Linked DNA regions of Homo sapiens: region 2 is linked to region 1. The links are chromatin loops, found by intact Hi-C in ENCODE. Cell type or tissue: Caco-2. All regions are shown on one strand. Each heading gives the region's core, and the rest is flanking DNA. Links, peaks and the distances in the headings are about the cores only. Region 1 has its middle 160 kb from the start of RGS9. Region 2 has its middle 53 kb from the start of LINC02563.

Evidence for each region. Hi-C counts contacts between places; a loop is a spot of excess contacts. Peaks named below come from ENCODE experiments on the same cell type or tissue, not always from the same donor. Only the 100,000 strongest peaks of a DNase experiment are listed, where the experiment ranks them.
Region 2: it touches region 1 in a loop (2.4-fold over the local background); 4 of 110 quality-filtered maps call a loop at or near these places.

The regions. Positions count from the first base shown.
Region 1 is chr17:65,292,953-65,295,861 of GRCh38, reverse strand. No RefSeq gene overlaps it. Among named protein-coding and RNA genes, the nearest start is that of RGS9, 160 kb to the right of the region's middle. In Caco-2, for the core only: a CTCF peak has its summit at 1,517 (motif pointing left); a DNase peak (open chromatin) is centred at 1,461.
Region 2 is chr17:65,402,669-65,405,577 of GRCh38, reverse strand. No RefSeq gene overlaps it. Among named protein-coding and RNA genes, the nearest start is that of LINC02563, 53 kb to the left of the region's middle. In Caco-2, for the core only: no CTCF peak of the experiment used is centred there; a DNase peak (open chromatin) is centred at 1,717.

The sequences.
Region 1 (2,909 bases), core at 136-2,635:
TGTGGTCTTTACAACATCATTTGGTTATTCCCTCCTGTCTCACAGTAATAGTCCTCATTTATTTAGCCCTTCACACATACTAACTCATTGGATCCTTACAACACCCTCATGGGGGGTAGTAGGCACTGTAGTGGTTGAAGTCACTTGCCCTACAGCCACATAACCAGTTATAGCCTTAGTATTTATTTAGCTTAGGGACAAAGAGCTGAGGCCTTTACTATAGCAGAGCTCCTGCTCTTTGTCCCTAAGCTACATCACCCCTGTGTCCCTTAGATAGTTGGTGTTCAATTCTAGCATCTTCTCAAAGAAGGCTAAGCCTGCTGGCCATTGGCTAACAGGCTGGTCTGCTCTCATTTCCTTCTTCAAAGCTGAGCAGTCATTTGCTGCTTTCCATCATTGGGGATCCCCTTGTCATCTATGATGCCACTAAAATAATAGCTCCACCCTGACTTGTGCCAGTCCCTTAGGGACCCCTTGAGTAACATCACCACAGGTCCTGCTGGTTTGAATAGATCTGGCTTCCAAGTTTTCCAGCTGCTGCTTTTTTTTTTTTTTTTTTTTTCTGAGACAGAGTCTCGCTCTGTTTCCCAGGCTGGAGTGAAGTGGCATGAACTCGGCTCACTGCAACCTCCGCTTCCCAGGTTCAAGAGGTTTTCCTGCCTCAGCCTCCTGAGTAGCTGGGATTACAGGTGCCTGCCACCAAGCCCAGCTAATTTTTGTATTTTTAGTAGAGACGGGCTTTCACCATGTTGGCCAGGCTAGTCTTGAACTCCTGACCTCAAGTGATGTGCCCGCTTCAGCCTCCCAAAGTGCTGGGATTACAGGCATGAGCCACCGCACCCAGCCTCCTCTTGCTTCTTTAAGGGGGGGTGAGGAGCGGGCAAGTGGGGCAGGAGCCACGCAAGTTTGCACCAGCTTCTCCTGAACATCTTGTCGAATTAATAAGAAATAACTCAGATGTACTGAGTGCTTACTAGGCGGCAGGCACTATTCATGTGGACTCTCACTTAAATAGCCCAACACCTCTATGTGGTAGTAGGGTCTTCAATTATAGATGAGTGAGTGGCAGCAGAGAGGTTGAATCACTTTCCTAAAGCCCCACAGCCAGTAAGAGCTAGAACTTCAGTGCAAACCCAGCCCCAGCCCTTCCTCCAGGGGCTGTGTACTGAACTCCTCTGTAAATCCTGCCTGCCCTCAGCCTTTTCCTCCCTCCCCACTTCTCCCCACCTTTCCCCAGCGGGAATTGCTCCACCTTCCAGCTCCTCTTCCACTGTGCAAACCTGCACTTGCCCTTCCCTCCATCCCTTCACACTTGGTCCTGCCTGCCTAGTCTTCGCTCCTCTCCCAATCCCTAAAATGCCCTCTCCTGCTTCCTCCCAAGAAGACAGTGCCTGAGGAACCCCCAGAGCCTCCCTGAGCAACCTGGGTAAGAGCTGAAGGCCTTATCTACGTCTGCTCTGGTGCGAGTCCTCGAATAGTGTGTGATGGAGACACCTACTGGCTGCTCTGAGCACAGGCCCCTGGAAACCCAGGAACGTGGCTCAGGGCCCCCATTCCACCGAGAGCCTGGTGAGCAGAACCATTTGGTAGAGTTTCCTGTGGGTTCTTCGCTGCTTTTAGGCCAAGCTGGACGGGTCCCTAAAAAAGGCCTGGGAGGACCTTCGTCTTCCTCCTGTCCTGCCCTGAACACAGAAGCAAAAGGGAAGGGGTAATTTTGACGGCAAAGCACCAGCCCCCTGCACGAGGCTGATCCCAGCTTGGCAAAGTTGCCAGGAAGGCTGGAGGCAGGGCCATTCACAGCCAAATAAACGGAGGGTGGCTTTTCTGTAATGCAAATAGAGAGAAATAACCGCTTAGGGCAGGTTGATTTGTTATTTGATGTGGGGCGTGTGATTCTGGAAGGCCCACCCTCCTGGGCACGCTGTCTCTCCTCCCTCCCTTTGAATCAGGTTTACAACTCCTCATCCAAGGCTGGCACCACTTGATGCAGAGAAATGAGGCCCCCATTCTGGTTAATTGCCATCATTTGCCGGTTCAAATAATGAGCGACAAGTTGGATGCAGAAGAGGGGACAGCCGCTTCGTAGGAAATCACTAACCTAAAAGACAGCAAAGGAGATTGTTCCTCAGATGTGCTGCCAAAGACTGGGGGCCACCATGGCCAGCAAGACCCCTATCAGCGGAGGGAAGGACATTTGGGCTGGGCCCGGCCATGCATAGTTGTGGTGGACAGCTGTCTCTACCAGAACCAACTCCCATTGGATTTGTTCTTCTGAATGGGGGCCGCATTCCCCATTAAACTAACTAAGAAATATTTCTGAATCCACAGATGTGGCATGTACAGTGTGGAGGTTTTAGGGAATAGCAAGAAGCTTAAATAGATCACCATCTCTCTCCAATGTGGGAGGATGATCCCTCACTTTAAAATACGCTCTCTAGTTATTCCAGTGAGTATATTCACATAAGGCAAGTACTTTACAAACTTAATAAGCAGTGTTTACAGAAGATCTAAAACACACAGAAGTCTTTCAGACATTTGAAGAGTGAAGAAGAGCTAAAGAAATGAAAAACATTAGCCAGGCATGGTGGCTCAGGCCTGCAATCCCAGAGCTTTGAGAGGCTGAAATGGGAGGATCACTTGAGCCCAGGAGTTTGAGGCCGGCCTGGACAACACAGTGAGACCCCATCTCTACAGAAACATTTTTAAAATAGCTGGGCATGGTTGCTCACACCTACAGTCCCCGCTACTTGGAAGGCTAAGGAGGGAGGATTGCTTGAGCCCAGGAATTCAACAACAGTGCACCCTGATCACTCCACTGCGCTCCAGCCTGGGCAACAGATTGAGACCTTATCTCTTTAAAAAAATTAACTGAACAAAGATGCAAAGCTAAGGAGTGATACAGTCTATTA
Region 2 (2,909 bases), core at 160-2,659, 110 kb before region 1:
ATTACAAGCGTGAAACACTGTGCCTGGTCTAATTTGACTTTAGAAAATTAATAAATGCTAATTGATGTGGCACTTTTGTTTATGGAATACACTGAGGTTTCATGTAATATATATATATATATATATATATTTTTTTTTTTTTTTTTTTTTTTTTTTGAGATGGAGTCTTGCTCTGTCACCTAGGCTGGAGTGCAGTGGCACTATCTTGGCTCACTGCAACCTCCACCTCCCAGGTTCAAGCGATTCTCCTCCATCAGCCTCCTGAATCACTGGGACTACAGGTGCCTGCCACCCTACCCGGCTAATTTTTGTATTTTTAGTAGAGACAGGGTTTCGCCAAGTTGGCCAGGCTGCTCTTGAACTCCTGACCTCAGGTGATCTGCCTGCCTTGGCCTCCCAAAGTGCTGGGATTATAGGCATGAGCCACTGTGCCTGGCCCCCAGTAGAACCTTCTGTGATGGTGGACATGTTCTGTCTGTGCTGTCTTCATGTATCAGATAGCACAGGTCCATCTTTTTTTCACTTGTTCTCCACATTGTAATTTTATGTTCATGCATGTTTGTCTGGGTTCAAATCTCAACTACACCATTAGGTAGCTGTGTGATCTTGTGCACCTTGCTTGACCTCTCTGTTCCTGTTTCATTTTTGAAATATAAATAATGGTAATACCTATCTCATAGTGTAGTTGAGATTAAATAAGAAAGGTTTATGTGCCTAGCACCATGCCTAGTCCATACTAAGAATTCAATGAATTTGCCATTATAATTATTGACAATTTCATCCTCACAACAGTCCTATAAGGTTTATAGAAGAGGAGATCAAGGCTCTCACAGATAATGAATTGCAGTGCTGGATTGAAATCCAGGTCTATCCAAGTTCTAGTTCTCATGTGTCGCTTGGACTCCCCAAAGAAACTCTCATGGCAGTATAGCAATTAGAGTGACCCACTGCTGTAACGGCCCTCTGAGGAGTGGAATATTATATTCACATAAAACAGAGTGGGTTCTGAACTCTAGTAGGTGTCCTTCTGAGCTTATGTAAAAAGAAACCCTGGCTGGGCTCAGTGGCTCATGCCTGTAATACCAGTGCTTTGGGGAGGCCAAGGCAGGAGGATTGTTTGAGCTCAGGAGTTTGAGACTGGCCAACATGGTGAGACCACATCTCTACAAAATATTAAAAAATTAGCCAGACATGGTGGCTCACGCCTGTAGTCCCCGCTACTTGGAGGACTGAGGCGGGAGGATGGCTTGAGCTCGGGAGGCCTAGGCTGCAGTGAGCTGAGATTGCGCCACTGCACTTCATCCTGGGGAACAGAGTGAGACCTTGTCTTAAAAAAAAAAGAAACCCCTCCAGAAATACTTAATGAGTGAATAAAATTAAAAATGATAGTAATAGGTAGTTTCCTGTAGCCCCAACTGACACAAACTTACCTATTAGCCAGGCAACTTCCCTATTGGCTAAAAGTTAAGTTATAAGGAAGGAAAAAACTAAAAGCTTCACTCCAGTTACAAGCAAGCCTTTAAAAATTGACTTTGACAAGCTTATTTTCCCTAGAACTTTTCCCCTGGCCAGCTTGCACAGAAAGTAAAGACACTTGTCCTGAAACTCATCCCAGAGCCTCCAGACCACATTTGTACGTTTGTAATGGGTGGGGTGGAGATCCAGGGATAAAGCTCTTGGGGGATTGAGATTGATGTTTATGACTCTGTCTGTCCTTGGTGCCTTTGATCTGTTACCCTGAATGGATGGGGCAGCAGGCATTGTTTGTGGGAGTGATTGAGTTTTTGTTTTATCAGATTCCTACACACAGAATATAAGGGTGGAGAAATTACAGTACAGGTTTGGAATTCGGATGGGTTGGGTCGCTTGTGCTGTGGGAATTTGTCAAACTTGAGTTTTGCTCGTGGGGGCTAGATTCTGGGCCTGGGTGGGAGTGGGGGGTGTGGACCATTGACTCCACTCTGCGACCCTGGCCGCATCAACATTGCCCTCACGTAGCCCCGGCTCGTAGCCAATTGGTGCGCTTGGGCTGAACATAGTTAGGCCTCTGTTGGGGGCCAGAGGTCTAGGGAAGAGATGAAAAAGGCAGACTATCTCTCAACAAAGCATAAAATGTCCCGCCCCCCAGCTGCTTCAACAATGAGCTGGAGGGGTCCCAGTGGGCGACTGTTGGTGGATAGAGCCCGGAGCCGCGGGCCTTGGCATATGGCATTGCCCCAGCCACGGCGTTGACCCTCCGTGCCCTGGCCACCAGTGTCTGGGCTGCCTGGATCTCCACTGCACAGAGGCCTGTCATGGCAACAGCTGGGGGGTGGGAGTGGTGGGGAGATGCAGCTCAGCCCTGCCTGCCTGATGGGCTGAGATGGATGGGCTGCAGGCCATGTGCCTGAGGGCCCCCTTCTCCCCCTCCCTGGGGTCTGTGGAGGGGCTCGGAGGCACAGCCTAGGGAAAAGCAGGAAGGCCTTGTTTTCTGGAGAGGCTTACAGCTGGGACATTGGTGGGGGTGGGGGGACCCAAAAGTGTAGATGTCCCCAGCCAGAAACTCCCCTACCCACTCTACCCCCGACATCCCCCATGGAACAGAATAAGCCCAGAGACTGGCCATAGCCTACTCAGTTTTCCTGGGAATGCCTGGAGGGGAGGACTCAGCAGACTGACTTACTTGGACCCCAGCTGAGCCAGGACCTCCTCTAAGCAGATGACATTTTCCCTCCTGACTGTCTCTCCCCTGATGAGATTTTTTGACAGGTGGCCCATCTGTCCTCCAGCATCTCCATGGTCATCAACTGGGAGGAGCTGAATGAGGCATTTGATTTGCAAATGTTAGGGGTATTCTCTGCCCAGCTAGGAAGCGGGGCCGAGTCCCGGCTGGACTGCAGAGTGGTTGCATGGGGGCGAAGGTGTGGTGC